2 separate regions of the Mus musculus genome follow, and region 1 is linked to region 2. Evidence: chromatin loops called from intact Hi-C (ENCODE). Cell type or tissue: gastrocnemius. All regions are shown on one strand. Each heading gives the region's core, and the rest is flanking DNA. Links, peaks and the distances in the headings are about the cores only. Region 1 overlaps Cep128 (centrosomal protein 128). Region 2 overlaps Cep128 (centrosomal protein 128).

Region 1 (16,045 bases), core at 5,439-13,438, 93 kb after region 2:
AGGAAAATCACCTCATTTTTAGAGCCAATATTAACACAGAAGTTCCTTGTTTAAGTCCATAGACCAACAAATTAGCTATAAAGCAACCTAAAGCACCTAGCGTTGCCAGTACAAGTACAGGAAGCATGTCCTTATCGTCTACCTTTAAATGGGGCAACTTTACTGTAGAAGTTACAGATGCTGGAACGGGCAAATTATCCTTAAGAGTTAATTCTCTATGGAGTGAGGAGTAACAGTAATCTGTGAGGAGGGAATGCTGCCTGCAATCCCTCCAGTTAGACCCCCATCTCTCCATTCATCTAGCATTCATTTTCTAGGAAGGGTTATGGGTAGAAAGGCAGAAACTGAAGGACGGGTCACTTGTACCCACATCATTAAGAGATTAGAAAGACAGGAAGGGTTTGGTGTGAACAGAATGGCAGCAAGAGAAAGGAAGGATAAAGCTGGGGTACTATCTTAGAAATAGGCTAGAGCAATAACGGTGCTTTGCAATTTTGTGAGGTCCCATTTGTCAATTCTTGATCTTAGAGAATAAGCTATTGGTGTTCTATTCAGAAATTTTCCCCTGTGCCCATGTGCTCGAGGCTCTTCCCCACTTTCTTTTCTATTAGGTTCAGTGTATCTGGTTTTATGTGCAGGTCCTTGATCCACTTGGACTTGAGCTTTGTACAAGGAGATAAGAATGGATTGATTTGCATTGTTCTACATGCCAACTGACACTTGAACCAGCACCATTTGTTGAAAATGCTGTCTTTTTTCCACTGAATGGTTTTAGCTCCTTTGTCAAAAATCAAGCGACAATACATGTGTGGGTTCATTTCTGGTTCTTCAAACCTATTCCATTGATCTATTTGCCTGTCACTGAACCAATAGTCATCAGGGAAATGCAAATCAAAACAACCCTGAGATTCTACCTCATACCAGTCAGAATGGCTAAGATCAAATACTCAGGTGACAGCAGATGCTGGTGAGGATGTGGAGAAAGAGGAACACTTCTCCATTTCTGGTGGGATTACAAGATGCTGCAACCATTCTGGAAGTCAGTTTGGTGGTTCCTCAGAAAATTAGACATAGTACTACCTGAGGACCCAGCAATACCACTCCTGGGCATATATCCAGAAGATGTTCCAACTGGTAATAAGGACACATGCTCCACTATGTTCATAGCAGCCTTATTTATAATAGCCAGAAGCTGGAAAGAACCCAGATGTCCCTCAACAGAGGAATGGACACAGAAAATATGGTACATTTACACAATGGAGTACTACTTAGCTATTAAAAACAATGAATTTATGAAATTCTTAGGCAAATGGATGGAACTAGAAAATATCATCCTGAGTGAGGTAACCCAATCATAAAAGAAAATACATGGCATGTACTCACTGATAAGTGCATATTAGCCCAGAAGCTTGGAATACACAATATATAATTCAGAGTCCACATGAAGTTCAAGAATAAGTCAGACCAAACTGTGGATACTTTGGTCCTTCTTAGAAGGGGGAACAAAATACCCATGGAAGGAGATAATATACCCAGAGACAAAGTGTGGAACAGAAACTGAAGGAAAAGCCATCCAGAGACTGCACCACCTGGGGATCCATCCCAGATACAGTGACCAAACCTAGACACTACTGTAGATGCTAACAAGTGCTTGCTGACAGGAGCCTGATATAGCTGTCTCCTTAGAGGTTCTGCCAGTGCCTCCCAAATACAGAAGTGGATCCTCACAGCCATCCATTGGACAGAGCACAGGGTCCCAATGAAGGAGTTAGAGAAAGTACCCAAGGAGCTGAAGGGGTTTGCAGCTCCTTAGGAGGAACAACAATATGAACTAACCACTACCCCTAGAGCTCCCAGGGACTAAACCACCAACCAAATAGTACACATGGAGGGATCCATGGCTCCAGCTGCTTATGTAGCAGAGGATGGCCTTGTCAGTCATCAATGGGAGGAGAGGACCTTGGTCCTGTGAAGGCTCGATGTCCCAGAATAGGGGAATTCCAGGACCAGGAACAGAAGTGGATGGGTTATTGAGCAGGGAGATAGGGGGTTTTCAGAGAGGAAACCAAGAAAGGGGATAATACTTGAAAAGTAAAGAAAATATCTAATAAAAAAGTCAATATTTAAAGGAAAAAAAGAAGAGTTAATGGACAGGAAATTGAGTGTGGATTTTAACTTTTGAAAATGTATTAAAACAGAGAGGCTCTAACTGGCTGTCAGGGAAGGCAGGATAAGAATCTAAAGAGAAAGAAGGATCGCCATGCTCCAGAGACAGGCCTTATGCAACACCTTTGAGAGAAGAGTTGAGCAACGCACCAGACTTGAGTTGAGGAAAGAAAGATCCAGAAGGTTGAAGACCCATGGAGCTTCTAAACACTATTTGCAGATCAACACCCACCAGCCATCCCACCACGAATAAACCTCAGAGGAAATATGACAATCACAAAAAACTATTACTCAAAGTATTCAGAGCAATGGCTGTGATACAAGATGATGGCAACAGAGAACATGCACTGTGAACAAAAGTGTCTGCGGGCACAGCTCACACACAAACTGCAATACCGTAAGATGGAAGAGCCAGGCCATACTCTATGAACACTGAATTTCTTGCACGGGTAAAATTAAAAGCAAAAGGATGTCTTCAGTACATAGTCAGACATTATGTGTATGAATTATTCAAGAGGGGAACATGAGTATATATGAATGAAAATCTCAGGCAACAGCAAATTAGAACATTGTCAGAGGCATCTCAGGACAAGAGGAAACAGTGGGGGGCGGGGGGCTCAGACTGATGAAATCCCATCAGGATGCCATTAAAGGATCTCTTAAAGGCCCCAACTCTTCACACCACCACAGTAGCTGTGCAAGTTTAGCATAAATTCCAAGGAACATTCAAATCTGTACAATTATTTGGTAGTTCAGAAAACAAAGTATGCACATTTAATGTCTACCAAAAAAAAATACTTTATTCCTTAACAGGGCATAAAATGCTCTTTTAAATTTCCATTTTTTCCTATTTAAAAACCATTTTACTCATTAAAAATAAATTTGAATCACTCTTTGCTTTTGGGCAAAAATAGGAATCAACTGGTTTCAGAGTCTTACAAGGCATCAAATAGAGTGCACGTTTCTCTAAAAGAGGGGTGACAAATGAACAATCACGTGAAAGCCCAACAGAAAGTTATAAAAGGCAAGAATTAAAAATAACAGATCCAATTCTAAACTCTACAATGTATTTAAATCTAGAGTTCAGGCAGTTATTTTAAATTTAGAATATAATTATATACTTAAAAACAATGTTTTCCATAGGCTACATCACTATACTTAACCAAATTAGTGATTTGTTTTTACCTTGTCAAGATAGATACACATCAAAAAAGCTCATCAATAATTTAAAGGAAAATTGTGGCAATTAAATAAAAATCATTTTAATGTATAGTGAATGTTAACGCTTCAAAGATGTTTAGTTAAATAGAAATATGCAAGGATTCCCTGAGATATTTCCCCACAAGTGCTTTGTTTTTCATAATGAGTACAGTTTTCACTTTAGTTTTTTGTTTTTCATTAAAAATGATTTTGCTTAGATAATTTTGTACATCAACCATAAATGAGGATAGCTTGTTGTTTAGTATATTAGGTTAATCACATCACCTAGAGTCTATGAATGGGGTGGAAAACACTGGGAAGAAAGCACAGGGATTGTTAAAAGGATGGAGGGCTGTTTGCACCCCTTAGAGAGGGGATGCCTATACTAGAAACACGAGGAGTAAAAGAAACAGACATGATTCAGAAACATCACCCTGAGTAGAGGAAAAGCTACCAATGGGAGACACTGAACGATAATTAGTTCACCATTAATTAAAGACAGGATTTGAGGCAAAGCATTCCCAAAGAATGAAGACAAAAACTCATCATTATCAGAGCAACACAGTCATTATCAGGTATAATTCTGAAATAAGATCAAGTGTGAACAGTGTATGTTCTCAGATAAGAACAGTGATGCTGCCCAAGCACACGCTTGGCCGAGTACAACAGCCTTCGAGATGGTTTCTCTGTCCATTCTAGAAATGTTTAGCACACATATCCAAAGACAATAACTTATGCTATAGTACATAGCTCAAAAAAAAAAAAAAAAGCAGTCCCTCGTTGGCAAAATGTTTAAGATGATGTCACTGACCCACATTTAAGTCACTATTTAGAGCAGTCAGAGAAGAGAAAACTGCTTTCTGAATTCCCTACATCACTCTATGAGTCCTACTTCTTTAAATTATATCAACAACTATTGACATTGTAACCATAGAATATATACCAGTATTTGATATAGGCTTTTATTTATGAGAAAATTTTGCTTTGAACCTTGAGGGAACATTTTAAATCACTGATAATATACAATCACATACATACACACACACACACACACACACACACACACACACACACACACACAGAGAGAGAGAGAGAGAGACAACAGACAGAGACAGAGACAGAGACAGAGACACACAGACACAGACACAGACACAGACACAGACACAGACACAGACACAGACACAGACACAGACACAGATACAAAGGGAAAGAACCAAACCAAACAGTTTTGCCCATGACCTCCCAGGTTCCTGCCTTCTTTACCAAGAGTGTTCCCTCTATTTGCAAGTTCTGATTATAGACTTCAAGGAAAGGAGGTAGGTCCAAGTAGAGTATTACATTAGTTATATTTTCCCAGTCTCACCCAGTCAAGATTGTTACCATCTTTTTAAGAAAACAGCTGAAAATCTCTACTCTGAGAAAAAGGAACTGCTTCTGAGAAGAACCAGGTGAAGAGCCTCACCAGAGAAGAACGGAAGTGGATCTCAAAGCCTCACCAGAGAAGAACGGAAGTGGAACTCAAATCCTCACCAGAGAAGAACGAAAGTGGAACTCAAATCCTCAACTATATTCCTCAGCTCTTACAGATCTTAGGCTTTATAATCAGTGTTCAGGGCTGTAAAGGGGTGAGTGGGAGAAGCTGTGTGTTACTCAGCAGGCACCAAACAACACCCAGGACTTTAACGTTTAAACGCGTGGCCAGGGCACGTCACCCCCATTCCTCCTTAGTTGCTCATTCTGTAAGTCAGTCTTCCTCTGGGAATGAGAAGATGATTAGCTGGGCTTAAGTCTCTTCTCTCCAGAAACAGAGATCTGGTTTCTGCAGTTGACATAGGCCACACAGCAGGCAGTATTCTGGAAAAGACTACATCTCGAATAAAATCAAGGGAATGGTAGAAAAACTGATAAACAGGAGAAATGATCTACTACATCTGCCACAGGGCTCCTCTGACGTCAGATATTGACTCAGCTTCCCTTTGTTGATTGAACTGGGTTTTGTTCCTACCATATACATCAAGTCTATATAGCTTTTATCTTAGTGGGCTGGATTCTTTTTCCTCTGAGTGTGTGCTATTCATTCTACTCACCTCACATGTGTGTCTGAACTGAGGCATAAGTGCTAACTGAGGATTCTGTTTTGGCTTGGTAATAAAATATGTGGTAACAAAATTGATTAAAAGGGAAAGACTTCTCTTCTGATACACAGGATGGACTCATGAAACAGGAGAGGCCGGTTGTCCACTACAGAAAAACCTACTGATTTTCTCCATATCTGCTTTTAGTGAAGCCAGTGTGCTTACTTAGCAGAGCTTAGTGTGGTTACAGCGTAAGGAATATCTTGGTAGGATAAGATAGGAAGTGCCCGGAGAGGGAAGAAACGGAGCGGGATGGCTTCTGGGAATTAATTTCCCCTTCCCCGTGCTCTGCCCAAAAGGGAGAAGCACGTCACTTTAGATTGGTGAGAGGAAAACCAAGTGCAGGCAAAAACTCTCTAGCATCATATTCTTTGCTCCCTTCTAGGAGACAAACTGACTGGCTGTCCCAGAAGTCAAAGCCTTAGCAAGTTGGCAGCAGTGCATGGGCAAGAAGGTGGAGGGTCCAAGGTTTTAATGCACTAAGTGAGTGACCTTTAGTCCCAGTACAGTCTCAAAGGGAAGCAGGAGGCACTAAGAGTGGCTGGCACTCCTACAGAAAGGTAGTCACACTCTAGGGAAGCTACAGAGCAGACTGCCTTGTAGAATTTAACTGAGTGTACATGCAGGCCGGGAGAAGGAAGCACAGCAGAGGGAACAGAGAAGAGAAAGACCAGCACTGGTTCATGGGAACAAGGCCCAGCAAAGACCATCCCAGAAAAAGTCAACATGGGTGGTAACGGAAGCAGGTACCCTGCCTGCCACACAGAGGCGTAAGTTGCCTCCTCAGGCACTGGGAAGATTAACTGAGAGACGCTCTCCAAGCCCAGGCATCCTGGAAGGGAATGCTTACATTTTCAACTAGATCCGACACTTAGCTTACTTCTACCTGCTCCATGCCATGTCTGACAGGATCTCATTTTTGTAATGGTTCGAAGGAAAAGGATTTTTTTTTAATCACCGTAGTGCTTGCTCTTTCTCCCAAATGCTAATCCTTGCTCCCTTACTCTAGGCGAGCTGCGCCTCAGCCAGGCTGGACAGCCACGGTATTAGGATCTCTGTGCTGGGGCTTTTCTCTGACAGGCACATTTGCCTCTCAGATATCCTCAGGGATTGCTGCATTTTCTTCTTCAACCTAATCACTCGCTCTAATAGCCTACTCTGATCTCATTGAAAAGACAAGCTGCAGCCCTCTAATGTCGCAAAGCAACAGTCTTATATACCTAATACAGCTGCTTTTAAATTCTGTGCTCACCCAATGCAGTGCAAGCAGCGGGACTGCAGAGATTTCTATTCCTCTCCAGTTCTGAAATTAGAACAGAACTTTAGTAGGCACCCAACATGTGGTAACTAAGCAGTGACCTGATGTCCTATACTCACGCATGGGCTGTGACCTCACATGTGCTCCTGTGCAGTCTCCCCTTATACTATCCTCATCACCCTGTCTCAGGCTCAGCCACTGGAATGCAACGTCCAATGAGAGTCAAGCAAAAACCATGACGTTTGTAGTACAAGGGCCACTAACGTTTGCTGACTTCTTCCTTTTATATGCTTTATGTATAGCTGTGGATCTGGTGCTGGCCCCTTCCCAGGAAAACATTATCAGCTGTTCTGAACAGAGGAAATAAAAACCAAAACTGCTGAGACAGTCTCCAGGGTGACAACGCCCTGGGATTCAAACTCAGACGTTTAGGCTTTATGACTTCACCGTAATAACTGTTCATTTCATCCCAAGGCTTGGACATTTCCAGCCGTCGGTGGGACACCTGCTGCAGGTTATTTGGTGAAGTCGGTTCATCAGATACTTACTACAGTTAGAGCTACTTTACAATAGGGCAAAACAAAAGGGTCTAAGGAGTACAGTAACACAAACACGTGAAGGAATGTGTTAAATAAAATGTTCAAGGACAAAAGCATGTATACAGCACAAAAATTATTTATTTTTAACTATTCTTCACAGTAATCAGGAAAAAAATGAAACCAATGGGAAAGAGAAATTTCTTAAAAGACAGAATAAAAACATACAAATTGAAGTCACACAAAAGGTGAAAGTATCTCTCATTACTATATTAAAACAGCAGAACACGGGGGATCACACCTTCTTAGTCCACGCCTTCATTTGAAATAGAGATGGCTAAGAAGCAAGGCATGAAGCCCCCACCCATATGCATGTACATACATGCATGTGGGGGCCAAAGGACAGCCCTGGGTGCTACTGCTCAGGTGCTGTCTGCCTTCTTTCTTTCTTTGGCCAGGGTCTCTCAATGGCGTGAAGCTCACCAAGCAGGCCAGGCTGGCTGGCGAGAGCCCTCAGGACCCACCTGTGTCCACCTCCACAGAGCCGGGCTGACAGAGCCGGACACTGTGCTTGGCTGTTCTAGGTGGGTTTCTGGAATGGAAGCAGGTCTTCTGCTCTCAAAGTGAGCACCGCACTGCTGGCTGAGCTATCTCCCAGGCTGCAGTGTCGGTTTTTAAGAACTCACTGAAGTCACATCCCAATTTAGACATTTTAAAATTCAAAGTCAAAATAACTATATCGGAAAATACACTGTTAACTTGGTTCAGCCACTGATTTTCTTGCATCAATAACTTTCAATTTAAAAATATTACAAATATGTCATATGTCTTCTTCTAATGTAGGGATAATTATAGCATCACACATAGTCATACAGAATAATAAAGATTTTTGCTGACCCTTCATCGGTGTCTGAGTCAGGGTTTTGTTGCTGTTATGAAACACCTCGAGAAAAAAGCAAGGTGGGGAGGAGGGAACAGGTTTATTCAGCTCACACTTTCATATCACTACTCATCACCAAAGGAGGTCAGGACAGGAACTCACACAGGGCAGGAATCAGGAGGCAGGAGCTGATGCAGTGGCCCTAGAGGGGTGCTGCATATTGGCTTTGTCCCCATGCTTGCTCAGCCTGCTTTCCTACAGAAGCCAGAACCACCAGCCTGGGGTTGGCACCACTCACAAAGGGCTGGGCCTTCCCCATCAATCACTAAAAGAAAAATACTTTACAGCTGGATCTCATGGAGGCATTTTCTCAACTGAGTCTCCTTCCTCTCTGATGACTCTAGTGTATGTCAAGTTGACATAAAACCAGCAAGTATAATTAACTTCACATATGGATGCCACTGAGGGTCAAGACTAGAAAAGCTACACAGACACAACCCATTTACCTTATTCTGATGACACCAATGTTTCCTGCACTGGTTTGTGAATGTGCTGACTAGTTTATGTCAACTTGACACAAGCTAGAGTCATTTGGGAAGAGGACACTCATCTGAGAAAATGGCTCCATGAGACTGGTCTGAAGGAGTTCGGGAGGGCATTCGCATCAATGACTGAGGTGCATGTGCACAGCTCACAGGGAGAGGTGACAACCCCAGGCAGGAGGTCCTGGACAGTGTAAGACAGCAGGCTGAACAAGACACGGGGACAGAGCCAGTAAGCAGCACTTAGCAGTGGTCTCCCATCCTGCTCCTGCCTGCAGGTTCTTACCCTGAGTTCCTGCCCTGGCTTCTCCTGGCAATGGATTTATAAACTGGAAGATATAATAAAGCCTTTTTTTTCTTAAATTATTTTGGTCATGGTGATTTATCACAGGAGTAGAAACTTTAAGTAAGACAGTATCTATACTGTCATACTCAGGCATGTATGTGGGTGTGTGTATCTGTGTGTAGGAGAGAGAGAGACAGACAGACAGACAGACAGACAGACACAGTTTAGAACAGCTCAGTTTGGTTCTGAGCAACTGTGCCGCATGTGGATCTCTGTGAAAGAAGTCAGGCCAGGTCCGCTCCATCACAAGACTCTCTTTACAGCAGCAGGTGCCACTCCCTCTTCCTGTGCTTCTTTAGAAAGCCAAAGAATTTTAAGTGAGCAGCAGCATCTCCATTTAGAGGAAACCCAGTGGGTACTGAGAAAATCTCCAACCACTAGAACTCAGAAACTACTCACTCTTCCAAGGTAAAGTCTCACACAATAGGGAGGACACACTCTGAGTCACAGATTGATTCGTCCTTTATCACACAATTACATTGAAAATGATGGATTCTATAGGAAATAGCTTCAGTACTGTACTGGCTGGTTTTGTGTGTCAACTTGACACAAACTGGGGTCATCACAGAGAAAGAGCCTCAGCTGAGGAAATGCCTCCATGAGATCCAGCTGTAAGGCACTGTCTCAGTTAGTGATCAGCGGGTGAGAGCCCAGCCCACTGCAGGTGTTGTGATCCCTGGGCTGGTGGTCCTGGGTTCTATAAGAAGGCAGGCTGAGCAAGCCAGGGGAGCAAGCCAGTAAGCAGCACCTCTCCAAGGTCACTGCATCAGCTCCGGCCTCTGGGTTTGTGCCCTGCATGAGTTCCAGTCTTGACTTCCTCTGGTGATGAACAGCAATGTGGAAGTGTAAGCTGAAAAAAAACCTTTCCTCCCCAGCCTGCCTTCTAGTCATGGCCATTCACTGCAGCAAGAGAAACCCTAAGAGTACAGGTATGTACTCTTAAAGCGTTACATTTTATTAAGATTAAACTGGGAATAAACTGCCTGTTTTCATGTGGTGGGTGAAAAAAAAATCCCTAACATAAACATTCTAATCAAATATATTGTAGCCAAAAGAAAATCTTAAAGCAAATCTTATTAGAGAAAAGTGCAAACAATAAACTCTAAATAAAATTTACAACCAGCTATCTGGAAATAATCAAATACACGTATGAAATAAGTGAAATGTCAAACATGATTTGATATATATATATAATATAAAAATGTGCAAAGATTACATACACACTGGAAGTTAGAGGTTCTGTTGTAAACTTTCCATATTCTTTCCATCACATCTGGACCTGAGTAGACACAGATGAGATTCCGGGTGGGGCCTGTCAAGGTAGCTCTTCAGAATGTAAGGAAACCACTCAGCTACTTGGGGCTGCAAATGGAGCTGTTCAAAGAAGAAAACAGCTGGCAAGCACACGCACCCGATCTCTAACTCCCTTGCTCCATCTCGACCCCAGTCCTCTTCCTTACATCAATCCAGCTTTACCTCTTCCCTTTGTTAATAAAACTGTAGCCATGGAAACTTTCAAGCTTATTAAACAGGAGGCAGGCAGATCAATTCAACAGCTGAGAAATCCTATCCAACTTCAAGTATCATCAATGCAAGGCTAATGCTCTTAATTGATATCCAAAGTCACCTACCACTGCAATTCAATAAATTCAGAAACAAATATCAGAACATCTGGGTTATTAAAACTATTTTACAATGTAAGCCATGCTACAACAACAGTCTTATACACTACGGTTATTTCCACTGTATCTTTGACATAGATTCAATAATAAAAGAATAAAGAAAAAAATTAACTATACTCAAACTCTTTCTTTTAAAGAGCTATATCATTTTACAATCTCATAAACAATATATGAGATGGTTAGTTTCCTCACCTCAGAGAAGTGCCACACAATTGGACTTTTTAAATGCTATTTATACATTATGCTCAGTCTATGAAATACTGTCAAATAGTTGTCTTCCCCTTTAATTGTGTGTGTTATTCATGATATGCATTTTCTATCAATTTAAATCCTATTTCATGAAATAAAAACTTTCATTCCTTTCTCCCTTATTAGCTATGAATCCTAGCTATTAGTTGAGTTTTGCCTGATGCCACGTTATACAGTCATGAGCCTACATTTCATACTATTTGAATTATACTTTAAAATATCTCACCATTTAAAATTTATACTAGTAGATGGTGTCAAGAAAAATATAGATTCTGTGTTTTAATACATGTCCATTTTTATGTCATTTTTATTTAAACCCATCCATCTCTACTGATTTCAAATCCCAGCTTCCCTGTAAACTGAATTTTCTAAGCATTTAGTCCAGTCTATTTCTGGATGCCCTACTCTGCACCATTGCATGTTCTTTCTTTCTAGAAGTTTTATACTACATCTTAATGTTTGACAGAGCTAATATTTTTCTCTCCATTTTTTTAGAGTCTTATGGGTTATTTTTCCTATTCATTATAACAAATGAATTGTATAATCAGTTCTTTTTTTGGGGGGGGGGTATTTATTTCATTTACATTTCCAAGGCTATCCCAAAAGTCCCCTACCCACTCCCACTTCTTGGCCCTGGCATTCCCCTATACTGAGGCAGATAAAGTTTGCACGACCAATGGGCCTCTCTTTCCACTGATGGCCGACTAGGCCATCTTCTGATTCATATGCAGCTAGAGACACAAGCTCTGGGGGGGGGGGGTACTGGTTAGTTCATATTGTTGTTCCACCTATAGGGTTGCAGATCCCTTTAGCTCCTTGGGTACTTTCTCTAGCTCCTCCATTGGGGGCCCTGTGATCCATCCAATAGCTGACTGTGAGCATCCACTTCTGTGTTTGCTAGGCCCCAGCATAGTCTCACAAGAGACAGCTCTATCTGGGTCCTTTCAGCAAAATATTGCTAGTGTATGCAATGGTGTCAGCGTTTGGAAGCTGATTATGGGATGGGTTCCCCGGATATGGCAGTCTCTAGATGGTCCATCCTTTCATCTCAGCTCCAAATTGTGTCTCTGTAACTCCTTTCATAAGTGTTTTGTTCCCAATTCTAAGAAGGGGCAAAGTGTCCACACTTTGGTCTTCGTTCTTCTTCAGTTTCATGTGTTTTGCAAATTGTATCTTATATCTCAGGTATACTAAGTTTCTGGGCTAATATCCACTTATCAGTGAGTACATTTCATTTGAGTTCTTTTGTGATTGGGTTACCTCACTCAGGATGATGCCCTCCAGGTCCATCCATTTGCCTAGGAATTTCATAAATTCATTGTTTTTAATAGCTGAGTAGTATTCCATTGTGTAAATGTACCACATTTTCTGTATCCATTCCTCTGTTGAGGGACATCTGGGTTCTTTCCAGCTTCTGGCTATTATAAATAAGGCTGCTATGAAGATAGTGGGGCATGTATCCTTCTTACCGGTTGGGACATCTTCTTGATATATGCCCAGGAGAGGTATTGTGGGATCCTCTGGTAGTACTATGTCCAATTTTCTGAGGAACCGCCATACCCAGTTTGAAATAAAAGTACTTGTGTATACAAAAAGAAAGACGACATTGAGCAAATGAAATGAATTAACTTTGCATTGAATGGCGTTCTATAAAGATGCTTGAGATGTCCCAGCGAAGAAGTCTTTCAAGTGCGGTTTATACTTTTCCTCAGAAGTAACTGTACTTGCTTTTCAGAGACCTTTCTCTCAGGCCGGTCTCAGACTCACTGGGTACCCCCAGTGATCTCAAACCCAGGGCACTGTGTGGACGAGGCAAGCACTCTTCCAACTGAGCTACACCTACACCGGTAAGCCAGGATTAATGTTTCTTGTTAGACATAGTTACTCATCGCTTGCATCTCTGTTCACGCTCAAAAATAAACAGCGCTCCCATTCTACTTCCCATTGGGATTTTTGTTCAGAATAGCTTAATTTCTTATTTTCAACAATATAGAGAATTGAAGAAATTAAATGAATAGGTTGTATTCATTTCTATTTGATACTTTAGATATCAACAACAAATCCATAAACAAGAAGAAATAAGTGAATATCAAAAATAGAAACTCCATTGCTAAAATAAACAAAGAATAGTTAGCTCATCAATTTCTTCTAACAATGAATTTCAACCCTGGGCCTTTAGGGGACAGAAGTGGTTTTTATTCTTATAACTGATGCTATCTATTTAAGATGAGAACGAAACAACGTTAAACAGATTTAATCATATATAAAATAGGTAGAAATATAATTCCAACTGTAAGAGAGTTTTTGCACACAGTTGTAAAACCATCATATTGGTCACCCCTTCCTTTCTTGATATTTTGTTACTACACAATACATTTTATTAATGAATCCTATTTAATATAGAGAGAAGGAAGGTTAAGAAATTTTGATTCAACATTAAGAAAACTTACCCATACCCAGCTACTTTCCTAACAATTATATTTATGCATATCTCTATACAACTTAACAAAATAATAAAAATTAATGGTGAAAAATAACCATAACTTGTTTTTTTCAATGATTTATTATTATAAATAAGTGCACTGTAGCTATCTTCAGACACACCAGAAAAGGGCATCAGATCTCATTACAGATGATTGTGAGCCACCATGTGGTTGCTGAGATTTGAACTCAGGACCTTCAGAAGAGCAATCTCTTAAACACTGTGCCATTTCTCTAGCCAAACCATAACTTGTTGATCACAAATATCACTATTCTATAATAACCTGCAGTCTTTTGAGTACCATAAACACTAAAAAAAAAAAAAATAGACTCTATAGACTCTAAAAAAAAAAATAGACTTCTATACCTTAGATACTATTTAACAGATAGGATGAAATAAGAGACTTATAATAAAATGACTCCTAATGGCATTCTGCTATACATAGATCAGTATCTTGCTCAGCCATCATCAGAAAGGAGTCCTCCTGCAGTAGATAGGAACAAATACAGACACCCACAGAGGAATAATGTGCAGAGAGTAAGACACTGGACCCTAAATGAGATGTCTCCATCAAATCCCATCCCTCAGAACTCAGGGAATCCTGAGAAAGATAAGGTAAAAAGAATGTAAGAGCCAGAAGGATGGAGAACATCAAAAACTAAGACCCACTAAATCAACAAGATCCAGTCTCCTATGAATTCTCAGAGACTGAGGCAGGAGGCACCAGGTCCTCCCAGGTTTGTGACAGGTTAAGTTTATGTTTTTATTGGATTCCTTGCTGTGGGCACTATGAGTCTCTATTTCTTGTACCTTCTTCTGCGCTCTTTATCTGCTGTTTGTTTGTTTTATGTAATTCCAATGTGTTAATTTTGTTTTATCTTATATTTTTATTTGTTATTATCCATTAGAAGCGTGTTTGTTTTCTAACAAGTAACAGAAAGGGAGTGGATTCACATGGTAACAGAAATAGGATGGATGGAGGGCTGGGAGGAGAAAAGGGAAGAGAAACAGAAATCAGGGTACATTATGTAAGAAAAAAAATCTATTTCCAATAAAAGAAAAACATAAAAACAAGACTTTAAATGTTTTAAAATTTTTAAATCATCAAATTAATGAATCTGCTCTCATATCAACTTATCCAAATGATGCACAAATAAGAAATTTATAGCATATATATTCTATTGACTTTAATTGGTTATTTTCTTGAGCAGAATAAGAAGTCAGAACTCATTTAGAATAACAAGTTTTGACAAGAAACCAACTCCAGAAATACATTCACTAAGACAAATTCAGAGACCACAATAAGATTTGGGAAATAAACCATCTGATATGTAAATTGCCCAATATTTTCTTTTAAAGTGATACAAATAAGTATTGGCTGTGATTATTAACTTGCATACTCTAGAGCATAAATAAATCTTGGAACATACAAAAAAAGCCCTCAACAAATAAAACAACTATTCATCCACTGCAAAAAAACAAATACTGGTGCTAAATATAAGACACTCTTTTGGCATAAGAAGCGAATTAGATTTGTTTTCTACTTTTATGAAATGGGTTTCATCATTTCCATAGATAGGGTCACATGTTCAGCTGAGACACTATAAGACCAATGAAAACACTTAGGGAAACTTCTCCATATATTAGTTATTTATTACTTACCCTTGTGACTGTGTGACCAAAAGACAAACACAGGCGACTACACCACACGCGTGTGAATGTTCAGTCTATGCATGTGCATGAATTTTTATCATACTAATGTGCTTCTGTAGGATGAAAAACATAAACCTAACCACCCTCCTTTAAACAAACACACCAAAAGCTGGCACAACGGGGGCCTGTGTGACACTACAATGGTGACAACCTTGTTCTATTAAATAGAGTGAAAACATTCCTCAAGCCAACGGGATTTACTTACTGAGCTATTTGCATGTCAATATACTTTGGTTAGCTGATTTTGCTCTGAATACATAAAATTAATTTGTCTCTTCTAATTTCATTTCACAGATGACACAAGGGCATCTCCAGGAAATTAGTACCTAATATTATAATTCAAGGTCCTCTTTAGAAATAAATTAATTTGAATTATGCCTTTACAAAATTAATAATATGCTAAAAAAAATTGAAAATTATGCATTGTAATACTAAGATCTGCCTCTATCACAGCCAAGGGGCAGGAAAAGTACTATGCGTCTTTGCCCAAGTGTTCTCCTGGAGTCCTAATCAGGGCAATATCTGTAGTCCCCATAAAACTTAACAAGATCTGATCTGATGCTGCCTTCTTCTTTTCCATGCTATGAACCGAGGTCCCACCGTATGAGGTTTGCCTTAAGCACCAGCCATATCTAGCATTGAGCAATGAAAAGCAGTGACCCAGTGAAGTCAGGCAACCAGCACCGATTGCCCTCAGTGATACTTTCCATCCACAGTTAGATCTGGGGAAATCTGTATACACTTAGTAAAACAACCCAGCTTCCTCCAAGCAGATGTGCAGAGAATCCTAGGGCCAGGGTACCCACAGTGCAGTACAAGAGAAGGATCTTCTACAGCTGAGTGGACTGACAGACAC
Region 2 (16,045 bases), core at 4,344-12,343:
CCCTGCTCCACATCCCCATGTGTCCTGTCCTTTACTAAGAACAGTGAGAATATAAATTCTCAGAAGTTCAATATTCAAAATTTAGTCTGTGTGTCTTTCTTTGTGTACAGTAATCATGGTATAATGATATCAAAGTAGCACATGGCATCTCACAAGGGACCATAAATGACAGATTTAGCCTGCTACAGGAGTACTCCTGATAATCAAAACATTAGCTACATACACGAGAAAATGGTCACTTTTTTTCTTTTTATTGTTTTTCCTTGGCTATCAAACTATTGTAATTATTGACACTGTAAGGATAGAAGGGGCAGAAATATTACAAGCCCAAATTTTCATTTTCTCTAAAGAATCAGAATTCCATTTATAAGTGAAATACACATTATCTAGTATGTACTGCTAATAAATAATTTAAAGGGGCTGAAAGGAAGCTGCTTTAGGGAAGGCTTGAAGGGTCATCAAATAAGCTCCCCTCCTGTTTTGAGACAGACCCCCATAGTGTCATGGTGGAACTAAATGCTTTAAATGACAGTAATTTAAGAACCCCTGATATATGCTAATCTCCTCATATCTTACAGATGAGGACTGAGCTCTAAGACATTCCGTGCCCACAGGCCTTCTACACTGGACCTTGTTTTTTTTTTTTATGAAATAATGACTACCCTCCTCTATATTTCAAGACTTGCACTGAAATGTTCTACCATCCCCTCTTCAACCGCACATGCTTATCCAGCATCTCTTTCACAAACTGAAAGAAAACTTCACTGATGGTCAGCAATCTGGAAGAAGTCTACCTGTGCCTGGCTGGGCGTCTACACTGTGGCTCTCCGCTCCAGGTTGCCTCACACGTGACTGAAGGAAAGCAAACGCTCACAGTTGAGAAACCAGACGTTTAGAATATCAGCATACAACAAAAGAAATATCTTATAAAACAAAACAATAAGGAAATATTGTAATAAGGTAAATAAGGTAATAAGGTAAATAGAGTCAAGTATATTTGGGTTTAAATTAATACTGTTGACTCTCTGGGTACCTGGACTACCCTAACCATAGCCTCAAAATACTCTTTTACACTTATGTATGCAATGGCCATTTACAGATTTATTCTCCCTTTGTCAGTGTGCCCTAAAAAGACAACAACTATGAATGTATCATTTACATTGTACTGGCTATTGTACGTAATCTAGGCATGGCTCAAAGTGCATAGGGTGCTTATGTGAACACTACACTATTATTTCCCTGGAGGGAACTGCTGCACTGATCTTGCTATCTAGAGGAAGAATCCCAAGTAGAGATCAAGAGACAAATACAGACACAAAACACTTACAATAGTGGCAGGTGCATAATAAAAAATTACTTTTTTAAAAATTCCCCCTAAGTATCTCTTGTGAAATCAATAAAACGTGTAATAAGTATCAGCTGTAATTTTAAACAAACAAAAGAAAGAGGCCACTAGGCACTCTGTCTTCCTACTCCACCTAGGACAGAAAGCTACATTATTAAAACTCTGTCATATCTACTGCCACCAGCTGGCTATCAGTGAACATGCCACAAGGAGCTCAGAGTTTCCTCATCAGACCTCAGCACAGAGAACACAGGTTAAAAAAAAAAAGAGCAACACTGAAAATCTCTGTCTATCCCTTGTGGTCTGGGAGACACGAAAACAACATGCCAGTCCACAGATGGGCATCAACTGGCCCGATGCATGAAGCTTCAATAAAGAAATGGTTTTACGGGCCACTGTCTGTCTTGGCTATGTGGTTCGACACACAAAAACAGGTACTCGTGTTTTCATTTAAAGCTAATTCATTTCTGGGGAAACATTCCCCAAACTTCAACAGTACAGAAAAAAAAAAAGACAAGAGCTTCCTAGCCAGCTCCACCTTGCTCCTTCGTAGCTCTTGGGCTGAGGAAAACCAAGAGACACAGAATGAACGTTCTGATGTAGCCAACAAATACGCTTTTGTCTTTTCTATAAAGATAGAAAGAAAGAGAAAGTAAGGGTGTATTCACTAAAGAATAAATCACTGCCCTAAATTGGTCAAGGGCTATCTTTGCTTTAAAAGACCCTTGATTAACAAAAAAGGGCAAGAACTCTGTGACTCATGGTAAACACTATTTCCAGGTTAAGTGTCTTCTGCCCAAATGATGATGCGCCTATTCACATAGCATTCTCAACTGTTCACAAAGTGCAGTTTGAAATTCCTTAGCTTAGAGGGACTCTACATTCTAGCAGCTACACATTTTAGAGTCTATGCAACCTCTGTTTATTTCATTTTTTTGACCATCTCTTATTTATAGAACCTACAAAATATTCTTGATTTTTTTGTTTGTGTGTTTTATTGTCTCTGTGTTTGATGCAGCTACTAGGGAGATCCGTGGTGTTTTCTAGGTTACAAGTGAATGCAAAAAATAAATGAAAGGAGGACATGACTGCTTCCAAGAGGCTGAGCGTTTATTATCGATATAGAGGGGAGGGAGCACAGGCAGAGGCAACTGGAACAGTCCAGAGTGATCATGACAGGCCACTGAACTAGGCCTTGTGAGAAAATGGTGGAGGAGAGAGGAGACAGAAGCCAAGAGGTCAGGAGTGAGCAGGAGAGCAGGAGAGCCAAAATAGCTGGGTTACATAGGAATAAGAAGCTGGGGCTTGGACCCCAGGCCAGGCACTGGGCTGGAGAGTTTAGGGCAGGGAATGGGGTATGCCAGTCAGAATGCCTCTATAGTAGATGCTGCAAGAGGGTGGCAGACACTGTCCTCTTTGATAATCTAATAGGCACCTTAGCCTTTTGACCATGGTTTGAGACATAACAAGAGGTCTACCCTAGAGCCAAACCACACTTGAGCTTTTAGAAGGAAACTCTCATATTTCTGCCACTACTATGATCTAGTGATCTAGCTGTATACAGTTCCCTGGAAAGGGAAAGCTGGAATGGAGTAGAGCATGCTTCTTACAAAGCATAACTCCATGTCAAATACCAGGAGTGTCTCCTTTGGGAATTCCCACAGACAGCATGCACCTATATGTTTCTGCTGGCTTTGAAAACAGAGGAAGGCTAACATGAGCCAATGCCTGATCATAATCTCTACAAGCTAGGAAAGCCAAGGAGACAGATTCTCCTCCTGACCCTGTGTGAACGAGTGCAGCCTTGAGTTTGGTTGATATTAACTCTGACCTCCACACACATCCACCAAGTTTGTGACATGTCATATAGCATTCTAGGAAACCCATACAATATAGAAGTTTTAATAAGAGATATATTCTGCTGAGAACAGATTTAAGGGCACGCATGACCAACGATCTAAAGGGCAGGTAATCAGCATGCAATCCCTATGGTACAGGGGACGCCACAGGAGATACACAGAATTCAACGAAAGCCTTGCAAAGACGCCTGTAGCCAAGTAGGACTGGTCAGAGTGTGGTCCTTCACGGCCAATTTTTAAATGTTACATCTGTCATAATTGCTGACTCCAAAAAGCATCCTATGTTTAGGTCCTCCAAAAGTTCATAGTGATTTTAAAAATTATCCTGAGTGCTATGCCTACACTGGAGCATAATTATACAGACAAGAATATACAATATAAACATTCCTATAAAAGGCACATGCCAATATGAACATGTAAGATTCAGGGTGCAGCAAAATATTTCAAGGACAGAAACTGCTTCTCAGAACTGTCTTCAACAGCTGCTCTAAAGCCTGCCTCACAGTGTACATGTTATCCACATGCGTTTTCTTACATACTGAAGACATTCATAAGAATTTGACTTATAACTGTGTCAGGTGTTGTATGCTATCATCTAAGGCAACAGAGTCACAAATATATTAACTAAATATTTTACCTGCATTATTTTTTCTGAATTAGGGTCACAAATCCACACAGTTTAAGCACTTTATAATGCAAAGAACAGTGAGCAATCAGAAATATAAATGGCATATGAAGATCAACTGAGTAAAGACATGCGATTAATAGGTGATAGGACAATGAATGACCACTTACAGCGCAGTTCTGAGTGAAGCAAAGACAAGAATCCACATGGATCTCAGCATTAGATAGCAATCACTTGCTCACACACTGGAAATTTTCCAAATTTTGATAAAACACATAAACTTCAGATTGAAGAAAACATGGGACTGCTAAACAGAATGAACCATGGGACCCCAAATGGAGACACCTGGTAGTCAAAGGTCCTGAAAATCAAAAGCAAAACATCTTGAAATCAAGAAGAAGAAAAAAATTAACTCTAGAGGAAAAAAAAAATCAGATCAATACAGATTGCCATAAAAAGAATCATTTTTTTTAACATTAAAGGAAAATGGCTAACATCCTAGAATCTTCTATTTAGTTAACATTGTTAGGAAGCAAGGTGAAGTCAAGCCTTGTTTCTGAAGATTAAATTAGTGACCTGGAGAGAGGGCTCGGCAGTTAAGAACACTGGCTGCTCTTTCAGAGGTCCCCAGTTCAATCAATTCCCAGCAACCACACGGTGGCTCATAACCTTCTAGAATTGTCATCTCATGGGATCAGATGCCCACTTCTGGTGTGCAGACAGATGTACATACACATAAAGCATCTATATACATAAAATAAACAACTCTTTTAAAAGAAAGATTAAATTAGTATATTCCCAGGATTCTAAAGGAAGCTCTCCAAACAGGAAGGAAATATGTTGAGAAGGACTTGGCGGCTGAGTTGATGGCAAAAACAGAAGCAAAACTGTGGTTTATGGTCCTGAGGAGATAGCTCTGTAGGTAAAGGGCCTGCTGTGTAAGAAGGGGCCCCAACAGTAAATCAACCCGAATTGACATTAGAAAGCCAGGCACAGTGGCATACACTTGTAACTCTAGGACTGGGGAGGCAGAGGCAGGGAAATCCCTGGGTCTCACTGGTAGAAGAGCCTAGCAACTCAGTGAGTTACAGGCCAAGTGAGAGAGACATGTCTCAAAAGAACAAAAAAACAAAAACCAAACAAAACAAACAAAAAGGATGGAGAATAACTACCAAAATACAAGCAGTGTCAACCTCTGACTTCCATATGCAATGTATAGGCAAGTATATGCACCCCCATGTATAGCACCATATACCATAACCCCCCTACACACACACAGAGTCAGTAAAGAAATGAGATTTTGCAAATGCTTCAAAAAGATAAAAATACAATATCTTGCCTTTAATTAATTCAGTGTGTTTATTAAGGTTTGATGGACAGTATTAATTATGAAATTGACAGATTATAAAGTCACCTAGGAGACAAGATTCTAGGCAGAGCTGTGTTACATTAGGTTAGGTTAACCTTTGGGCATGCTTAGGGGATTATCTTGATAAGACAAGTACTGAGTGAAGATTCATCCTAAAACTGGCTAACATCATTCATTCTCTTGGCTTGGTCCTGGATTGTATAAAAAGAAAAATGTCAGGTGAGCAAAAGTATTCAGAGTGCTTTGTCTCCTTAAGAGCACATACAAGGTGACCTACTCCCTCAAGCTCCTGCCACCGTGACTTCTCTGCTCTGATGGACTGGAACCTGGAACTATGAGCCAAAACCAAACCCTTTCTTCCTAAAGTGACTATTGTCAGGATATTTTCTCATAACAACAAGAAAAAAAAAAAACATTGACAGAGGTACTTAGAGTTCATTTTCTGAAGTGCTCCTAGACATTCATGTGCCCTGGCTTTGGAGTTGACTCAGCAAGCTGGACAGAGACTTTTGTGATGAGAAGCATCTCTGATAGCCAAACACAGAAAACAACCCAACTGTGCATCAAAGGATGACTGAGGAAACAAAGTGATCCTTAAAAATACGTTCCATCATTTGGTTACAGGAAAAGGCAGGACAGGTAAAGACACAGACAAGAGATATGTTGGGAAGTGACAAGAAGGTGGAGGAGACAAAATGGAAGTATGTCCTTACAGTTGTGGGCTACTGGGCTTATGTCTAGAATTAGACAGAAGTAATGATCATAAAAACGTATATAAAAATGTACCCTTAAAAGTAGATTGTTGTTTTGTGTGAATCTTACTATTCGGGGAAATAAAATAATCATAGGTTCACCATCCCCTGTATGAATAAAACACAGGACATGGGCATTGGTATCAAAATGGTTTCTATACAAAATAGCCCATCCTCTTTCTACTACTCTAAATGGTGACCAAAAAACAAAAACAAAGTCACAAGGAGGACACTATTTACTCTATCTCTCTATCTATATAATTTAAATAAAAATTTCCCATCTGTGCTACAGTGCTCCCTTCAAGTGCCAAAAATCGCATAACAACAACAAAAACAAAAATCATAAAACCAAGCATGACAAGAACACTTTTGAGTTTTTGAGTTGGGGTTTTAAGTTTTAAGCCCTTTTTTTGAGTCAGGGTTGTCTAGGAGACTCCCAAAAAGTAAAGGCTACTGCTGTTGCTCCTGGTTGCCAACAGAGGGGGAGGGTAAGTCCCTACTGTTGAAAGTACCATGAACTTGAGACACAGGAGCAGAAGACCACTGAGCTGGAAGGGTGTAGAAAGCCTCCTCCCTGAGGACTAATGTTCGTGGTACCAGAAGGCATCATGCAAGTTTCCAGAGAAGGAAAGCAACCAACAGCCCTACCCACCTGTGAAGCCTATGAACTACCACAACAAAAACAAGCCTTGCATGATAACCCTAAGAGTACATTACTGGCACACGTACTTTGGCAGTAACCAAGAGGTCTCTAATTTGCTCCACAAGATGGAAACCATGCCTGGTTCTAGAAACTTAATCACCTACCTATGGCTAGTGAATTCATGGATCTTGGAGAACCTATAACCATCAGCTTACTAACAAATCTCACTCTACATTATAAATATTTGTTCTTATCTTCACAGGTAAGTATGGTTCTCAACCTTCATCAAGGAAATCTCTCCTTGCAATATGTAGAGACCACGGCAGAAAACCACAACCAATAAAACCCAGAGTTGTGGCACCCAGTTCATCTGTAACACATCTCGTGCTCCTAAGGCTCAGCAGGGGAGGAGGCAGGTATGTTTTAAGAGCTAAAGGATCAGGAAGTTTACTGTGAGATTATGTTTCCTAGAAATGTAGGAAGCCACAACCATAAAGTCACAACAATATGGAGGTCTAAATGAAAGCTAAACAAGGATAACACAATAGATATGCTAAAGTGGATGGGGAAATCCCAGATGTCAATCAGAAAGAAAAACTAGAGGCAACCACGGGAACTCTGAAAGCAGGAGAAATAGTTTTCTCCAGGGAAGACTACATCAACAGAGGTCTGATACCAAGGGGTCAGTCTTGCACACAAACATACAAGTATCATTATAAAGACTAAGCAGATTGTATGCATGTATTGAGGAATAAGATGGATGTCACAGCGAGTTTGTAAGTATAATGACTCCCAGCTCCCAGATAAAAAGCTGGATGTGGCATATAAGTATATATGCATGTAACAAAAATAGAGGGGAAAAAGGCAATGAATTTGAAAGAGCATAGCCGGGTATGTGGAAGATCTGGAGTAACAAAAGAGAAAGGAACAAATGATGTAATTTTCTTATGATCTCAAAAAATAATTTAAAAAGAATGTAAAAATTAAAGGCTTGTTTTACTATTTATATGAGATGGTGTACATAGCCTTTTTAACAAATAGTAATTTTCTCACACTAATTTGCAGATATGATGATTATTATTATTCCTTTCATATTAAAATGCATTGAAGACCACTGAACTTGCATAGCAGGACTATGTTAGCAGTACATATTATCAGTAGGATAAAAACCATTTACTCTCATGCAGATATCCTATTCTTTCCTGAAACTGATATGTTGCAACATACTGGCTTTCTTTCCTTAGACACTATTAAATAAAAATTAGTCCCTGTTGTTGATTTCAGTAAGTGGAGAACCAGCAGAGAAAGTTGTGAAACAATGTAGTTTAGTTAAATGCCAGAGGGACATATGAGAAAATCAAAATGTTGTTACTTAAAACATCGCAGGAGTGCAGAGATGACACAGGGTAAAGTGCTTGCTTTGCAAGCATGGTGGATGCAAATATGAGTTTGCACCCTCAGACCCCAGATAAAAAGCCAGTGTAGCATCAAATGCCTGTACCCCAGGGCTCGGAGGTGAGGGACACAGAGAAGAAAGGAGAAGATAGGAGAAGCTCTGGTACTTGTGGGCCAACCAACAAAGCTGAAATTCCATGCCACAGGTTCAGCAGACAGACCCTGTCTCACAGAGCCAGGTGGAGAAAGAGCAAAGCTGGTGCTCATTGCCAGCCTCGAGTTTCCACACACACACAAGAGAACACACACAAGAGAATTCTCAGGCAAGTAGTGAGATCCTGGTCCTATGTGGTTATCCTATTTTTAAAGTGCACGTTCACCCTACTTATAAATATTCTGCAAAAATTCCAAACGAACTTACAGATAAGCATCCTGAACACAGCATCCAGCCTATTCCCACTCGAGTCTCACAGGATCCTAATCCCCCCACTTAAACTTAAAGCAGTACTTCTTAATACTTTTTTTATTTAAAAATGCTCTGTGGCTGAGAACTAGTTATCAGATTGCATACCAAACATATATATGGTCAAGTATGGAAAGATGTTTGTAACTTTCCTGATGCAATGTAAAACGCACAACTAAAAAAACACCAGAGGAAATCACCATGGCTCAGTTTCAGGGCACTTTAGTCTGTCACGTGAGGAAAGGCATGACTGAGAGTGTAAGGCAGAGTCAGCATGTGACGTGGACATCAGGAGGCAGAGAAGGGATCAGAAACATGGGCAGGCCATAACCCTCCAAAGAATATCGCCAGTGACCCAGGACTATCAACCAGCCAGGCCCCATTTCCTAATTGCTTTATAACTTTCCAAAATTTCCTAACCAGTTTCACAGAAGATATTCAAATACCTAAGCATAGGGGAGTAATTTTACATTAAAACCATATTATAGGCATTTAGCTAAACTCCGAAGAAATTATCTCTATTACTCTATTATGATAATCTCTCTGAATATGAAAGAAGAGCAGAGGAGGGAAAAAAATGCCCAGTAGTTTTCATTCCAGCATAATGTCCAGACTCCTAGACGCATGGTTTATAAGAAATCTGCCTAAATTTTGAAAATTTACTTTCAAAAGAATTATCATCTGTCTCAGTGAAGTATCCCCTTGATATGGCTGTAGTATCAGCCCAAGGCAAATCGCTTTCTTAGGTTTCAAGGCCACACTGTGATGGAACAGCTGAGAGAATAAAATCGAAAAGAGGGAAGGCTTATTTCCATGTGTGGCTTCTGGAATTTCTTTCCATCATCAGGTGGACTTGCTGTTTGGGGTCTGTACCTGAGAAGCCCATCTGGGAGGGGCGCTTGTGCCACAGCAAAGCTGTTCACCTTGGTGAGAGAGAAGCCAAGAAAGTACAAGGTATCACTGTCTCGGTGTCTCCTTAAGCATGCGCTGCAAGTAATTTAAGCACTGTGGACTGGACAAGCAAGTTTCCCTACCTTTGGAGAGGCTTTGGATCCAATGCACAGTCCTGCGCCTGCTCAGACTCCACTCAGACACCTGTGTCCTTGGATCGTCTTCCTTCTACTTCAATCACGCCATTATTCTAGTACATTATTCTCAGATCTTCCTTCCATATCAATAGACTCAAATTCTTTGTTATTATATTTAGAGGCCTTAGTTATGAATACGCTTTAATGAAGACTTGTTTGCCTAATAATTTTCTGTTGAAGAGGATTAAATCCAACATTAGGGAAACAGTCCACCCTGCATTATACCAGCAACTCATGGAATTTTAAGTAAATAATAAAAACAAACTATCAAAAAAAAGTGTTCACATGGTCCAAGAAGAAAGAAGAAAGAAGAAAATACAAAACACTGACTCTGCTTCACTCTACTCTACTCCTTACATCCTCCCGATAGCTGAGGCCAGTAGCTTACTATCCTGAACCCCAAGATGAGAATATCAGATGAAGTAAAATGAAGCCAAGTCACCCACAATGTCATTTAACAATAACTACCTGTTATTAAAGGTTCAGGACACATTATCAGTACCCTTTATTGCTTTCTCTGTATTTTCTAAGCTTTAATTGTACCAAAATGTTTGCACCATTCTTTCAGTAATAGTTATTTTTGGCAAGAACTAGGAGGAGCCAGCCAGGTCTGAAATAGGGATGACTTCACAAGTAGAACAATAAAATCAGAACTCAGGGGTATCTAGGCCTGCAGTCACTTTCCACCAAGCTTTTCAGGGAAGGCTATGCAACATGATGCAGAGGTACCAGGCTGGAGTGAGGATGCAGCATGATGCAGAGGTCCCAGGATGAAGTGAGGAGAGTGGGGCTCTCCTGCTGCCGGTGGGTACCACAATGGACTTGTCTCTTGTTCACCATGCTATAATTATGAATGAACTTATGTGATTTTATTATTGACTGTTTTACAGCGCACACCTCTAGCACAGGCATGCTGAACACTGCACTTTGGTATCTAGATGCCATCGTCTTAGCTGAGCTACTCAGTGGGTATGAAGAATAAGTATTTGGAATGAAGATGGATGACAATCATCTCCCAAACATATAACAGATTCTGCAGTTAGTATCAGTAATCACTGTCATTGTCAGGCCAATGCGTGGATAGAGCACATGACAAATTGCTCCCATTCACCTCTAATAACTGTTTTCTTTTATACCTAGCTAGGCTAAGCACACTTCCCGTGATCACAAATCTTCCCTTCTCCTCCCTGACAATTATAATGATTCCCCTACTTACCCAGGACCCGCGAACTCCAATAAACAAATTAAATCACTATTTCATTTGGAAGCTGCAAACAGTACAAAACAGATTTCATTTCACCCCACAAAGGGATTGTTTACCACGACAATTTTCATTTGTTAGATCTGTTCTTTTACATCAGAGTCAAGGCAATCAAAGACTCAGAAGGTCTTCAAAGGACAGCTTTCCCCCAAACCAGACATCAGAGAGAACTTGTGAAGGGCAGTCAAGCATACCAAACCCGGTTTAAGAAGAGGCGAGGTTGGGGTTTTAGTGGTTTCAGCTCTTTACTACTAATGGGAATTTAAACTGTGAAGCTCATTTCAATAGAAGGGACTGAACAAAGAGCAAGCTAACAGCAGAAGTAAGCAAGACAGTCTCCAACCTGAGATAACAGGAGAAGAGAGCCCGTGCTTACGTTACCGCTCTGTTCAGATGGCAAATAGTCGGCCTGGATAATCTCACAGGCCATTGCTCCCTTTAATTAGTAGCTTTCATAAACATAAAGAAGCCTCAAGTAAGGTTTAATACTGATTACAACTGCCTAGTCCATTAACAAATTGTCACATTAACACTGCCACGTTACACCGCCTATCTATAAAGGTTACTTGTTTCATTTTCATAGATTTTAATTAACTTTTCCTTCCCTCCTGGGGTTGGTTATTAAACAGCAACTGAGGCATTTTGCCTATTTTGCTTCTGTCTCTACACAATTTTGAGCGAAAGGGAGATTGAAAAACTATAGATGAATAAATACATAACTAAATACACATAGATCCCCCAACATTAGAGAGTGCGGAAGGCTTGCTTGTTGGTACAAAGAAGCCAGGCTCTGTAAATGCCACCAGCACACCGAATCAATTACATGTTGCCCTGATGCTTCTAGAAGTCTCTTTCAAATCCCCCCTCCATCAGCAGCTTCTCTTATTTGCGTTAGCTGGGAACGGTACATATAATCATATCTGACAAGGTAGAGAGAGCCGGGGCTTATAAAACAGAGAAAGCAAGGGAAACCACTCAGTGTTCCGATTCCCTAAAGTAGAAAATGTCTTTGTTTGGAAAACAAAATGTACTGTTCTTTCAGGCTAATCCTTGGGGTTTAAGTAGGTCTATGGGTTTATAACACAGAGCAAAGGATCAGCTCTCAGCAATGACCTCCTTGGCCAGCCCTTTTCTATATAAATATGTAGACACAGGAAGAGCCTGGTGCTGAGTTGTGGTAACATGGGTGTAACATGCACAACGTCTAAACAAACAGCATACCACCAGAAAGAACTGCCCTTAAGTGATCAAACATAATCCCAGTACTATTCTTCCTCCCATCATGACCCTTACGCCCTTAATCTGCCCGGTATGCACACATGTGTGTATGCACGTAAACACAGATTTTATATGTAACACAATCACAATGTCCAAAGCGGTATCTAACGACAAATATATTCAATATATATATATATATATATATATATATATATATATATATATATATGTATGTATATATATATGTGTGTGTGTGTGTGTATACATATATATATATAAAAGGAAAAAAGGAAAAATTCTTTGTGGACCCAAGAGCTGTTAGATAATCATAATTGTCAACTTAAATAGATCTGGAATTAACCAAAACAAAAGCCCTAGGCACTCCTGTGAGGGGTGTTCATGACCAGATTATGTGAAGCAGGGGGACTCGCTGTAAATGTGGGCAGAGTCTTCGGACAGCAGCACAGGAAAAAGGACAGGACAGAAGGACGCTTTGCTTTTGCCTCTTGCTTTCATGCCCGCTGCATGTGTCCTCATGGCTGTGCTGCTTGTGGCCGTGGCATTCCTTCACTGAAACCAAACTCAGCTTCTCCAGCATGATAGACATCGCTGGCCCATCTGGACCACATCCTGTAATCCAGTCTAAGAAATCTCCTGTAAGTGTACATGTATTTTGAAATATATTTATATATTAAATATATATGTGCATATGTACATGTATACACACATACATAGACATATACATTCTATCAATTCTGTTCTCTAAAAAAAAAAAAAAAAAAAAAAAAAAAAAAAAAACCCTGACTGATACAACTCTCATGGATCAATTTTCTGCAATCTGGCCATCTTTGGATAGTTTTCAAGTGTTCAGTAAGTAGGATTAATAGGGTGTAGGTCCACAATGGCAGGTTCAGGCAGACCTGCAGAGAATGAAGGCGCAGCTGTTTCTTCACTGTCCTGGACCAGAAAGTGGAGCCCAGGCTAACTTTGAAGACTTCAGTTTACAGCTTTCCTCTCCTAAAGTAAATCTCACTTCAGGTGCTATCTACACACATTCACCCATCCTTTCTGAAGAACCCTGCCTGGCTCTGCTATGCACCTAAGATAACTTCCCTTGTTGTCTCAGCTCCATACGCTGGGGATTCGCCAGGACTAGCTCTGCCTAGAGCACCATCTAGGGAACTGAGTTCTTACTCAATCAGGATGATCTGCTTTGAGGTAGAGAGATCTTCTAAAGTATCACACACAGCCATATCTTCCCATAATGCACCAGTTTCATACTCTTTGCAGAAACAGGAAGCATTTTCTATGTGAGTACCTAGGTGGCATTGGTTGGCTTGCTTTGAGTCATTACATACTCAGACACCTAAAGCAGCACTAGGCTCCTCAGAGTTGATCATTAAATACATGTTGACTTTGTGGCTCCATTTCTATCCTTCCTGCTCATGGAAATTAAGCCTCACAGAACACAAACAACAGTTCACCATAACCATTTGCAATGGCTTTCAATATATGACTGTTATGTAGAACACAATATTTTTACAGGCCTTGATGGATGCAGTTTAAACAACTATCCCCCTCTCCACTCTCTATTCTCGAAACAATATTTACAGTTAAGAGTACTATGCTCCACTGAAGTTCAACCCAAGACTTCTGTCTTGCTTCCCCTGATTCATCTGAGTGTACATGTCCTTCCAAATGTACTTACTCATCACATTTAAATCCCAACATAATGATACTACAAGCTGGAGACTTTACGTTGTGAATGCATGAGGAAGGTGGGCTGTTTGTGATGAGAATACTAAGATTATAAATATGTTAAAAGGAACGAGCTAGGCCACTTTGGCTTTCATTCCCCATCTCAAAACATACGGGGACACAGTGGTAAACTGGCCTCCACAGAGGAAGTTCTTAGAAGCAGACACCTGACTTGCCATAAGACAGGATGAAAGTAGCTTCATGTTTAAAATTCTCAATATCTAGAACTGTGCAACAGTGAATTTATGTTGCTAATAAAGTAGCCACAATACATCTAACTTTTATTCTTCAAATTCCAGAAAAGTTTACCCTGAAGAGCAACTTGTTCTTGGTAGCTGTTTGCACAGTCAGGATCTTGCTTCATGCTCTAACCCTGCATCTCCACACTGTTTTACAACATAATTAGTTATCCCTTATTACTTGGGTCCCTTCTCTCATCTGAAAACACTTTGGGTTTACCCTTGCATTTACTCAAAGGCATGCCTGGAAATCAGAAAGAATGGGCATCAACTATACAAAGGTAGACTAAATTTTATGTTAAAATTTTAAATATTTTTCCTGGTGATTTCAACGACTCTGAACTATGACTTGAGAATACTGGCAACATGTTAAGATGCTACAACACTAAAGTTTTACATTTCTGCAGTACAAATTTCATTTTTAATAAGTTACATAATTAAATACTTGTCACATGTAATTTCAAATATAAAACAGATATTTTAAACTCAGTAACGCATTTGGATAAGTAAATATTATGTAATTGGGAATGTCTGGGCATGACTCACTTCTTTGTAAGGTAACCTTGCTTAATATTTCAAGATTTGCCTATAAACTGAGCCTGAAACCGACTTTGAACCTACTAACACCAACACATTAAGTCATGTGTCTTGACCTTCACAACAAAAATAATAGGAATTTCATATAGTAAAGATATAAATTTTGGTATTCTATTTAGACAGTCCTCCACTGCGTAGCCTAACCTCCCATCCGTTGGATGGGCATCTGGGTGCACATTTTCCCCAAATGATGGTAGATTTGCACTGGGCTTCATAAAGTCTCCCTTAGGCCAGGAACACATTTCAGACATAATTATGGGAGCAGTCTGCGGCAGTGGAAAAATGTTAATGGAACCACATGGAAATAAAGCCATGTCATTGGTGTCATTTACCAGTACACTCTAACCAGCAGAGCTAACCTCAATGTAAATAGCAGGCAAAAATAGCACAGCACTCCATCTCTTAGAGAAATCAGTTTCTCTGGAAACACACAGTGAGATGGAAGCACCTGAGAGTCATGGGTTTTGGACCAAAAGAGGGCACATATGGGCATCTTTCTTTTCTTGTGTGTGTGTGGTTTTTATTTTCTTTTTGCTTGCTCTTTTGTTTTTGCACATGTACATGGGCCAAGAAAATATTCAAACAACTATAAAAGGGGGTAGGGAGAAAGGCGAGCTTCCCTACACACCACTGAAATACTATCTACCTAGTTCCCAGAATGATCAAAGGTCAAATCACTTTCAAAATATGCTTGCAGCTCCGTGTGCTTAAGACTATATGTGTTGAGGCACGTGTGGGTGGTATGGATGTGTAATTATCTTTCCCCTAATGTCATGTTAGCAAGTTATATATGTATAAATTTCAGATGACAAGTGTTTGCTTCATTTTGAACTTACTCGATTGGAAATATAACAGAATATAAACAATATAGTGTATTTCATATGGCTTATCCTTTTATTCCCCTCAGAGAAATTTCTAGTTGGCTTAAAGTCAGTCAGACTTGTCCATCTTTTTCTACTTATTTTAAATTAAACTATGCCGTTGCTTCTAAACTCTAGTCATTTAGCATAAACATTGATGAGCATCTTTACATTAAAATGAAGATGTTTTTTATTCTTCAAAAATGACAGAGGAAAAATGAAGTATAAACTGTAAATAAATAAAATGATTTGCAAGATTTATAAAGTCTAAAGGATTTCCTTCTGTATTTTTTTACACCAAGACAATATTTTATTAACTATCTGAAATGTCACAGGGCGCATCTGAATCACATTTGACTTCCACTCCTCTCAGGTCCACCCTCATGTTCTTATTGCCCCCTATGTAGCCCCCCAGAAATACACCACATACAGGTTGTGATGCCAACATATTCATTGGAGAATGCTCCAACTCCCAGCGGCCAGCCCCTGAAAGACAGTGGACTGTATGCTCTGCCTCTGCTCGCTCCCACACCCTGAGCTCAGAAGCCATAAATCATTCAGAGCTATACTTCA

What was found. A loop is a pair of places that touch in the nucleus more often than their neighbours do. Peaks named below come from ENCODE experiments on the same cell type or tissue, not always from the same donor. Only the 100,000 strongest peaks of a DNase experiment are listed, where the experiment ranks them.
Region 1: it touches region 2 in a loop (2.0-fold over the local background); 2 of 42 quality-filtered maps call a loop at or near these places.

What each region holds. Positions count from the first base shown.
Region 1 is chr12:91,178,802-91,194,846 of GRCm38, forward strand. The region is part of intron 20 of Cep128 (centrosomal protein 128); the gene reads right to left. Among named protein-coding and RNA genes, the nearest start is that of 5430427M07Rik, 140 kb to the left of the region's middle. In gastrocnemius, for the core only: no CTCF peak of the experiment used is centred there; a DNase peak (open chromatin) is centred at 8,944.
Region 2 is chr12:91,086,933-91,102,977 of GRCm38, forward strand. The region is part of intron 20 of Cep128 (centrosomal protein 128); the gene reads right to left. Among named protein-coding and RNA genes, the nearest start is that of 5430427M07Rik, 49 kb to the left of the region's middle. In gastrocnemius, for the core only: no CTCF peak of the experiment used is centred there; no DNase peak of the experiment used is centred there.